Regions from separate parts of the Homo sapiens genome. Here region 2 is linked to region 1. Evidence: chromatin loops called from intact Hi-C (ENCODE). Cell type or tissue: IMR-90. All regions are shown on one strand.

Region 1 (5,000 bases):
CATAACATTCAACAGTGCATATGCCACATTTTCTTCATTCATTCATCTGTTGATGGGCACTTAAGTTGATTCCATATCTTGGCTATCGTGAATAGTTCTGCAATAAACATGAAAGTGTAGATATCTCTTTGATACACTGATTTCAGTTCTTTTGGATCTAAACCCAGAAGTGGGATGGCTGGACTATAGGGCAGTTCTCTTTTTAGTTTTTTGAGGAAACTCCACGCTGTTTTACACAATTTATCAGCCTTATTTTCGCCTCCTCATCACACATGGCAGATAATTTGTCACGAGGGATGTCCCTCCCAAAGCCTGCCCAGAGTGGATGTGTCCTGAAATAATATTTTGAAATATGAGCTGGTATTTTTCTCTGTACTTTCTGTGAGACCCTGTGTACTCTATCTGCTAAGAACTCCACTTTCATGGATCACAAGAAGGCTAACACACAATAATAAAATGTTTTTGCTTTTCCTCTTTGTAAGAATAGATAAGTTCCAGGAGAGATTCCATGCTCCAAGACTAGAAATGAACCTGCTTGGACGTTTATGCAAACCTCTGCTCAAATGTCCCTTCCTTGGAAAGGCTTTTTCTCACCCACTCAGCTTGAAGTCAGATCCTTCCTCACCACCCCTCATCACTTTCTTCCCACTCTTTCTTGAGGTCATTGTGTGTACATTTTGCTTGTTTAATGGTATGCTCATCACTAAGTTGTGAGCCCCTTTGGGGCTGGTACCTGGTCAGTCTACTCATGGGGTTATCTTCAGTGCAAAGGGAAGAAGCTCAACAAATATTGACCGAATTAATGAATGAGGTGTGTTTGATGCTGGTGGGTCTTTGAGGAATGGCCTTGCCTTTTGCCACATAAATGCAGTTTTTAGGTGGGTGGGGTGTATGGTGGGTGTGCTGGCAATGGAAACCTCACATCAGTGAGGAGATCCAAGAGCAAAAATATCATGCTTCTTCTCAAGTAGAGACTGGGGGTGGGGACAAAACTTCCAGGGTGTACACAACCACGTGCCATGCCTGGGTCAACAGGGCAGCTCATGGTGGGGAAGCAGTGGAAGTTTCCTAGGCACTGGGGGCATGCTGGGTTTAATTCAGGAGCTGATGGGGTTGGCAGGCCTCAAGACTGTTGACGGAGCGCCTGACAGGGATGAGGAAATCTCACGGGTGCCACCTTGAAGAAATGATGACACTGGGGACTAGGGCTGCACCTGTCTCTCTGGTGCTTTCCTACTACATTGGTCCCTCTACTCAAATCCAGATAAAGTGGGAAGACAGACCAACACTGAATCAACTGAAAGTAAGCTTCCATCACTCAGTGAGATGGGAGTCTAAATAGAAACTGAGTTTTTAAAGAAAGTTACATTTCTCACACATCAGTATTTATGAATCGAAATTTCTATTTCTCACATGAACAGTTCCTCGTGGCTGTATTTGCACCACTTGCAAACCACTCATGGATTCCAAGAGTGATGCAGTTATGGGAATAAACTGGAATCCACTCTAATTTATTCCTAAAAGTAATTGTTCCATAAGGTTCCATAATTCAGTTCTTATTTGTCAGGTTACTTGTTAATGTCCATTGCAACATTATGAAAATGTGTTTCACACATGCTGCGAACATAGAAGTAAAAAATAAATTTTGAAGGCACCTGTTGTAATGTTGTAACAGGGAAATACCTGAACTATGAATCACAGGACACGGGTTCTGGTGACAGCTATGCCACCTATTAGTTGTGGGTGCTAGGCAAGTCCCTTCCCCTCTTTGGGCGTCTGTCTTCTCATCAGATGACGGAAGGAAATGAAATGACTCATCAATTGCACGTCATTGTGATAACTGCATACCTGCTGTACTGTTATATATGTAGTGATTTTTCTTTAATTCAACTAAGAATTTGAATATTTCAGTTATGTTGCTTGAAATCATCCAGCAGTAGGATGACTGAACTTTAAATGTCCCTTCTCCCCCTGACACTCTGGCCTGTGCACTGTGATTCTAGAATTGAGAGACTGAGCCATTCCCAAACATCCCGTGAGCAGACAGTCTATTGAGCCCATCACATGAACATAGGGGTTGCCCCCCGTCTTTTTTTTCCAAGGCATGGCTGTAGCTGCAGGTGATTCTTAGATAAATAACTAGAAAATATTTGACAGCCTCACCTCCGTTAAATGTTCTTCCAAGGGATTTCAATTGAGTCTCCAGTTTTCAGGTCATTTAAAGTTTGCTACTTCTAAAGTGCCTCTTACCATCAAGGTGTGATGCAAAGAGTTTTCCATTCGATGCTTCCATTGAAATAAATAAATTGAAATGAAGGCGAGGATTTGTCAGGTTTCCACTAGAGGGCAGCAGAGTAGTGAGAATCAGGGTTCTCAGAGGCTTTGTAGTAGAAGTGTTGACATGTGACTTGGCAATTGAATAATTTTTGATACTGTCCTGACACATAAACACCTAGAAGCAGGTTTTCAAAGGTTATTTGCACACTAAAAGAGGAATTAAGGAAACGAACTTGCATGCCAAAAGTAATTTTCAATATTCTACAAAGAACCGTAGCTTCATTATAAGATTGTTTTTAGAGAATATTCAGCTATCGTTAACTGGATATGTTAAACTTAACTGGCAAACACGCATTCAAAATAAATTAGGCTGAGTGGACCTAAGAAAGTAGATCCAGTGACTAATAAAAAATTTCTGCTGGGATTTGGAGTCTGGCCAACTCACCCAAAAGGAGAAATTGGGCTTTAAGTGATTTTTCTAGATCTTCCAGCCCTGGGGGCTCCTAGGCTTGTGATATTAGCATGGTTAAACAGTTGTGCACATACTGCACGGTTTTGTGTGTGTGTGTGTGTGTGTGTGTGTGTGTGTTATTGTGGTCATTTATTTTTAAGGTATTACTCTACCTTCAGCATAAAAAGTCAGCAAATTATCAGAGTTTATTCCATTGACATTCTCACATCTTGAGAAATAGCCCATTTGTATTATCACAGTTTGATATATTTCCCATTTACTGAGCTTCCTTGGCAAGTTGGCATTTTAATTTAATTATACTTTTTGCTAATGGTCTTTATTTTTCAGTGTCTGTGTGTAAAACGCCCGTAGGTTTGATTATCTGCCCCCCTCCTCTTCCCAGTGCCGAGCTATAGTGCAAATTTATAAACTGACAAAATTCAGTGTAAAATTCAGGAAGGTGAAATTAAGGAATTTGTAAAGAAATCCTGCTTAAATGCTGAAGCCTTTTCCTCACTTGCAGAAGACGGCTCCCTCTTGCATAAGTTTAGTACCTGGCCTTGGTGTCTCCAATAGGAACCCAGAACAGAGGCATGTGGCCTGTGTCCTTGTCCCTCTCTGTGCTGGCTCAGACTCTGTCCCCCTCTGTGCCAGATAAGAGAGAGTTTCTGTGCCAGATCAGAGAGGTTGTCCCTCTGAGCTGACAGAGAGAGGGACAAGGCACAGAGAGGAACGTGGACCTCTAAGAGTTTGAACTCTTCTGAGGGTATCCTCTGAGCACCAAGGGATATAGCAACAATGATAATCGCAGGGTTTTCTTGGCTTATTGATGATGCTGGGAGCTTATGGAGGCTTCTCCCTTTAGAATAGAAACTGATCGTGTAGGGCTGTAGCTTTCCTTGAAGACTGTAGGCTGGCTAGTGGAGTCTGGACCATGGGCCCTACCAGGACCCTAGGGCTGTGTTGGTGTGCATTTAGTAGTAAAAAGGAGCTAATGAGTGGAAATACCCAGACAAGCAAGTACACACATCCATGCTCATATTTCCCACAAGTGTGCACACTCTGTTTCCTTGATCCTAAGATGCTGCTGACTGTAACACACACCATTGATCCAATAATAGCCCTCCAAGGGGAAAAAAAAAGAAGAAGAAGAAGAAGAAGAAAGAATCACTGCCAGATTAAACTTACACATCAATTGTAGGGTACATCCCAGTTTCAGAAATGCCAAAAAGTGGAAAACAAAGGCTGATTTCAAAATCTTGGAAATTTAGCATATCTAATTTTGATAGATGTATTTAAGGTAAAGCTGCCTCCCAAAATTTGTCCTGAAGAAAAATTCAGGATTTGAAACCTATGCAACCACAGTCAAGTTGCTAATCATGATCCATAAATGGGCTAGCAAAGTGTGAGAATAGTCTTTGTCTGTGGAAGTGCTCTGCAACTGTAAAGTTCTGGGCAAATGTTGGCTTTTGGTATTTTATTTCACTGGGTCTGTGTTATCTATTTGTTTTTGTTTTACTCATTTTTTTTACACAGGACCCCTCTCCCCAGGACCCAACCTGTCCTTATGACCCCCTTAACCCTTCATCTGTCTCATCAGCTTGGATGATTTGCCTTATAGAAGTGTGTGGATGACAAGCAATTCATTTAATCAATTTAGTAAAGCCTAGGACCATTTATTTGCCTGTGCTTGTAAAGGTATCCCTCCACTCCCGCTGAGAATGCCGAGAGAAACAGAAGAGTTATAATGGTGAAGGGTTTTCTATTAAAGTAGGGGGAAGTTGTACAAGAGAGGGGGCAGGGACAAAAATAAGTGTATCAGGCACGGTCTTGGTGACACTAGTCAAGAGCCTCAGGAACCTACCCATTGCACACCTCGGACAGAGTGACGCAGGTCCCAGCCACGGCAGAGATGCTGCTGGCTGCAGTACTCACAGGAAGGCAAGAAAGGGACAAACAATTGAAGAACAGGGCGTGTTAATTACCTTACTCAAGGGATCTTATGAAACATGGCGTACATGTAAATTGACACAATGAATATGATTACTGCAGGATTTCATTTTCATGCGGAGGAGTAAAGGGAAAGAGACAGGCTTATATGCCACTCTCTATGATGTTTCTTCTCTCTTCTGCAAACAGAAGTCCTACTCTTATCTATCAGCCTCCTCACTGTCCAGCCTTCTTGGTGATTACGCTGTGTCTCTCCTTTGCCTCTCCATTTGCTCCTCAGTTACTTGCTTGATTGAATGAAATTCTTTTGCACTATGGGAGG
Region 2 (5,000 bases), 160 kb after region 1:
ACTTATAAAATACCATGAAGCCCTTATGAATTAAAAGATAATTAGTGGTTCAACACACACAAGACATTAGGCTCAAAGTGTCAAAAATGTCATGAAAGACCATAAATCATGGTCTGCTTGCATTGATCCCTTATAGAGTTAGTTTTTAAATCATCTCTTTAACACCTTGTAAATGTACAAACAACGATGGACCCAAGGGAAACTTTAATATGTTTTTCATACATATTTTAATTTCATCTCAAAGTGCTAGCTGCATAAAAATTAAGTCAGACTCACAAAAACTCATTGATTTCCTCAGGATAAAACCCATCTGTCCAAACTAATTTAGAGCCTTTTTGAAGCCGTAAAGTTAGTCCTGCAACACTGAGGTCATTATGGGCATCCTGAGCTGGAGGAACTCTTGTGTAATTTTAAGAAGGCAATTTTGTTATATTTACTGTATTTAAATACAGTGCTACTTTTCACGAACAAAAGCCTCACTGTGTAACTGTATTGAAAGTAAACCAGAAGCTGTGAAAAGCGAGATCTGTTCTTTTCCTTGTGATTAATGCACCTTTCTGCCAAAATTGAGACTTCTTAACTGAGCTCATTTAATACAAAGTAAACGAATTCTGCTCTTTGGATTTGATCCTCTGGTTAAACCCTATAGATAAGGCTTTAACAGTGAATAGCTTTTCATTCTAAACAAAGGATGTTTTGATAGAAAGGTCAATACAAAGGTCTTTTATATTGTGATAACAGGAAAGGGAAATAACATATTAATGGAAACCCATGCCATGGTGGTCCAGGCTGGAAGGACACACAGAAGTAAAGACCATTCGGAAGTTAGAGAGGAGTTAGAGACCCATGGCCTCAAGAAGCCCTGGCCTTCTTCTTTAAATCCACTTCCAAAGGGCATTGTCTTTTATTATGCACCAAGCAAAGTAGACTGAAGAAGATCACAGTGCAATTTCAGGAAAACTGGAGAGTTACAGTTGCATTTTTCTCCACCCTGCCCTTAAGGACCAAGCCATGCAGAACATCACCCCTGAAACCATAGTGATGCATAGCGGAATTTTAGGATGATGGAGATTTAGGCATTTGAATAGGACAAATTAGCTGAAATTTCTGCTGCATCAGGATGCACAAGATCAGGAGTTCCAAGCTGTGACAGCATCACCCTTACAAGCTAGGAGGCCTTTTCTTTGTCCAAGTGAGGCTTCTTAGTCAGCTCTGCCCAATTTCTTAACCTTGCCCAGCAGGCCAGGCATATTCCTTTCTTCTTACTTGCCACTTTAATTTTCTTTCTCCATTTCCCAAGGAAAGTTTCATCATTTTATATATATATATATATGTATATATATATATATATATATATATATGTATATATATATATATATATATATATATATATTTTTTTTTTTTTTTTTTTGAGACAGAGTCTTGCTCTGTCACCCAGGCTGGAGTGCAATGGCACGATCTCGGCTCACTGCAACCTCTGCCTCCCAGGTTTAAGCAATTCTACCTCAGCCTCCATAGTAGCTAGGATTATAGGCGCACAATGCCACAATCGCTGTTTGTTTGTTTGTTTGTTTTTTGTATTTTTAGTAGAGGCAGGGTTTCACCATATTGGCCAGGCTGGTCTCGAACTCCTGACCTCAAGTGATCCTCCTGCCTCAGCATCCCAAATTGCTGAGATTACAGGCATGAGCCACCGCACCAGGCTAGGTTTCATAATAATCTAACCTAGGAGCTGGAACCTTTTTGTGCCTACCTCAGAGGGAAACAGGTTGTATTTGTTTTTTGTTTTTAGTGAGAACATCCCTATTTCCTTAAGAAGTTTCTGCTGATTATGGGAAACAGCAGAATTGAAAGGAGTAAAGTGAATTAATGGACAAATTGGTGGTTAGCTTAACTCATTTCTCTCATTCATTTATTCAACAAATATTTATTGAGCAACCACTAGGTCCTAAGGATCCAGCTAGATGTTAGAGATACACATATGGATTAGTCAGTCCTTGCTCCCAGAGCCAGAGAAAGACAGACCTATAAAAGGAGAAATCAGGGCACAGTTGAATGGAAGGCAAAGCTTTAAATATCCCTGGCCTGGCTGATGGCTTCCAGCCACTGCACTGGTCTGCCAGGACACTAACCAACTGACCAGTACTGACAAGGGTAGGGTTGTTTTGAATTTTTCATCCCCAAATGCTTTGAAAGTTTTCTTTATCGTGTCTTATAGAAGAAGGAGGAGAAGAGAAAGGAGAAAATGCAGTAGTAGGTCAAGTATTTGCAATAACCAGAGTTCAATGTTTCCTAGAGAGACTGTCTGGTTCCACAGTGCCCCCTTCTGGTAGGTTGCCATGGAGCAACAACCAGTGAAAAGTCTACGGAAGCAGGAGCTTCTGTTTACCGGTACATTACATGCATCACTGAATCCTCTCATCAAGTCTTCGGGGAAAGATTGGTATCATCTTCATTTTACAGATGAGGTTCATTCAGGTGCAGTGACCTAAACAAGGCCATACATCTTACATGCACCTGGAGTCAGGAGACAGACCCAGCCTAACTGGGTCTAATGTGTGCTTAAACACTCCATCTTTCTCCTTTTATAATTTATTGGTCAATCAATCAGCAGGTGCCTACTCCCCATCAACACCATGCTAGGCACTGGGAATTAGGGCTTTCCCTTCTCCCGCTTCTTGGGTATTTTCAAAGACCATAGGATGCTGGCAGAAAAAGGAAAAATCACAAGCTAGAGGGATCTGGTTCAGCCAAGAATTCATGAAGGCAGAGCATGATACAAACTAATACAATCCTAATAGCTGGGTTTGGTACAGATGGATAATAAGAAATATTTTATTTTCCCCAAAATATTCTTCCTGACAGAGTCTCTCATGTTACTGCGCATCCTTCAACCTCACTTACGAGAAACAGCATTTATGTGCACTGACTTCCAAACATGGCGCTAATCATTTGCTGTTTTCCTATTGAAAAAATCAAGTATTATATAGAGTTAAAAAGCAGACTTATTATTTCCTATTGTATAGGGCAAGATAATAACACATCTGTCTTTATCTATATTGGCGTAATCTCATTAGACAAAGTTAATAAAAGACATTGAAGAAACGAAAGAACTCAAAACAGAATTACCATTCAGCCCAGCAGTCCCACTACTGGGTATATACACAATAAAATATAAATCATGCTACCATAAAGATACATATATGTGTATGTTCATTGCCGCACTTTTCACAATAACAAAGACATGGAATCCACCTAAATACCCATCAATGGTAGGCTGGATAAAGAAAATGTGGTACATATACACCATGGAATACTATGCAGCCATTAAAAAAGAATGAGATCATGTCCTTTGCAGGAACATGGATGGAGCTGGAGGTCATTCTCCTAAGTGAACAAACACAGGAAAAGAAAACCAAGTACTGTATGTTCTCATTTATAATTGGAAGCAAAACAGTGAGTCCATATGGACACAAAGAAGGGAACAACAGACGCTGGGGACTACTTGAGGATGGAGGGAAGGAGGATGGCAAGGATCAAAAAACCACCCATTAGGTACTATGCTTATTACCTGGGTAGTGAAATAATCTGTCCATTTGTGGCCCTGAACCTAAAATAAAAGTTTTTTAAAAGGCAGTCTGCTTGAATGTTGAGCAAGATGTTTCCTAATTCTCTTCCAAGGAGAGAAGAGGCTGTGATAAGTACTCTTGTAGCTACCATGCTCCTCCTTACTGATTCACTCTGCCCTAAGTCTGTCAGCTTCCAGGGCCAGCCAAGGCCTCTGTCCCTACATGACTAATCTTCACTGTTGTTATAAACAATGTCCTACACACCACACAAAAAGTCCTCAAGGACCATCTTTTCCTGCTGATTGTCCTCAGCAAGATTTCAGAGCTCAATGGGATCTTATCTCTTTTTAAAATGAGCCTTAGGATGAGGGTCTGCATAGTGTAGAAATTAAGTTCACACACAGATCTGAGATTGAACCAGGTCAGGCTACATATGTATTGTGTGTTTGAAAAGTTATTCTTTCCCTTCTAATACTTTTAGTTTCCTCTTCTGTAAAATAGATGCAATAATACCTATCTCAGGAGGACTGAATGGGATAATGTGTGGAAAGTGCCTCTTAAATGACAGGCAGTATGTGATCTCAAAGTAACGATTTAATTCTTATCTATCTCAGAGATTATGACATCTTCCTGGAAATACCCTGCAAAAGCTTCTAAAGGATAAAGAATATAGGCACCTTACCCTAAGCATCATTTAAAATCAAGTTTGCATTAGAGAAATGCAAACCAAAACCACAATAAGACACCAGCTCACACCAGTCAGAATGCCTATTATTAAAAATGTCAAAAAATAACAGGTGCTGGTGAGGATGCTGAGAAAAAGGAATGCTTATACAGTATTGATTGGAGTGTAAATTAGTTCAACCATTGTGGAAAACAGTGTTGTGATTCCTCAAAAACCTAAAAATAGAACTACCATTTGACCTAGCAATCCCATTACTGGGTATATACCCAAAGGAATATAAAACCTTCTATCATAAAGACACATGCATGCGTTTGTTTATTGCAGCACTATTAACAATAGCAAAGACATGGAACCAACCTAAACGCCCGCCAATGATAGACTAGATAAAGAATATGTTATCACATATTTAACACATACCATATAATATATATTATATATATAAAGCATAATGTTAACTTTATGAATATCACATGTGTTAATTTATTTTGTGGTCAAAAACAAATAATTCAGATATTTATGTTATTTTATTTTGCAGAGACATATGAATAGCCAGCAATTTTCATAATGCACATAATAATATCATACCACATATTATCATTATATTGCATATTATTCTTCAGTAATGTTAATTTTCTCTGAGAAGTGATATCTCTCTCTTCAGCTCCTCAAACTCTCAGATTTTAGTATTATCCCAGGATACAATTTTAAAAGATTTTCTATTTTGAGTAATATCTTCTCTTCTTTTT

Evidence for each region. A loop is a pair of places that touch in the nucleus more often than their neighbours do. Peaks named below come from ENCODE experiments on the same cell type or tissue, not always from the same donor. Only the 100,000 strongest peaks of a DNase experiment are listed, where the experiment ranks them.
Region 2: a loop joins it to region 1, with 10 times the contacts of the local background. A loop is called at or near these places in 49 of 110 quality-filtered maps.

The regions. Positions count from the first base shown.
Region 1 is chr16:51,980,264-51,985,263 of GRCh38, reverse strand. No RefSeq gene overlaps it. Among named protein-coding and RNA genes, the nearest start is that of LINC02911, 95 kb to the left of the region's middle. In IMR-90, a CTCF peak has its summit at 2,346 (motif pointing right); a DNase peak (open chromatin) is centred at 2,353; H3K27ac peaks cover 142 bases.
Region 2 is chr16:51,815,871-51,820,870 of GRCh38, reverse strand. No RefSeq gene overlaps it. Among named protein-coding and RNA genes, the nearest start is that of LINC01571, 56 kb to the right of the region's middle. In IMR-90, a CTCF peak has its summit at 2,325 (motif pointing left); DNase peaks (open chromatin) are centred at 2,310 and 3,750; H3K27ac peaks cover 249 bases.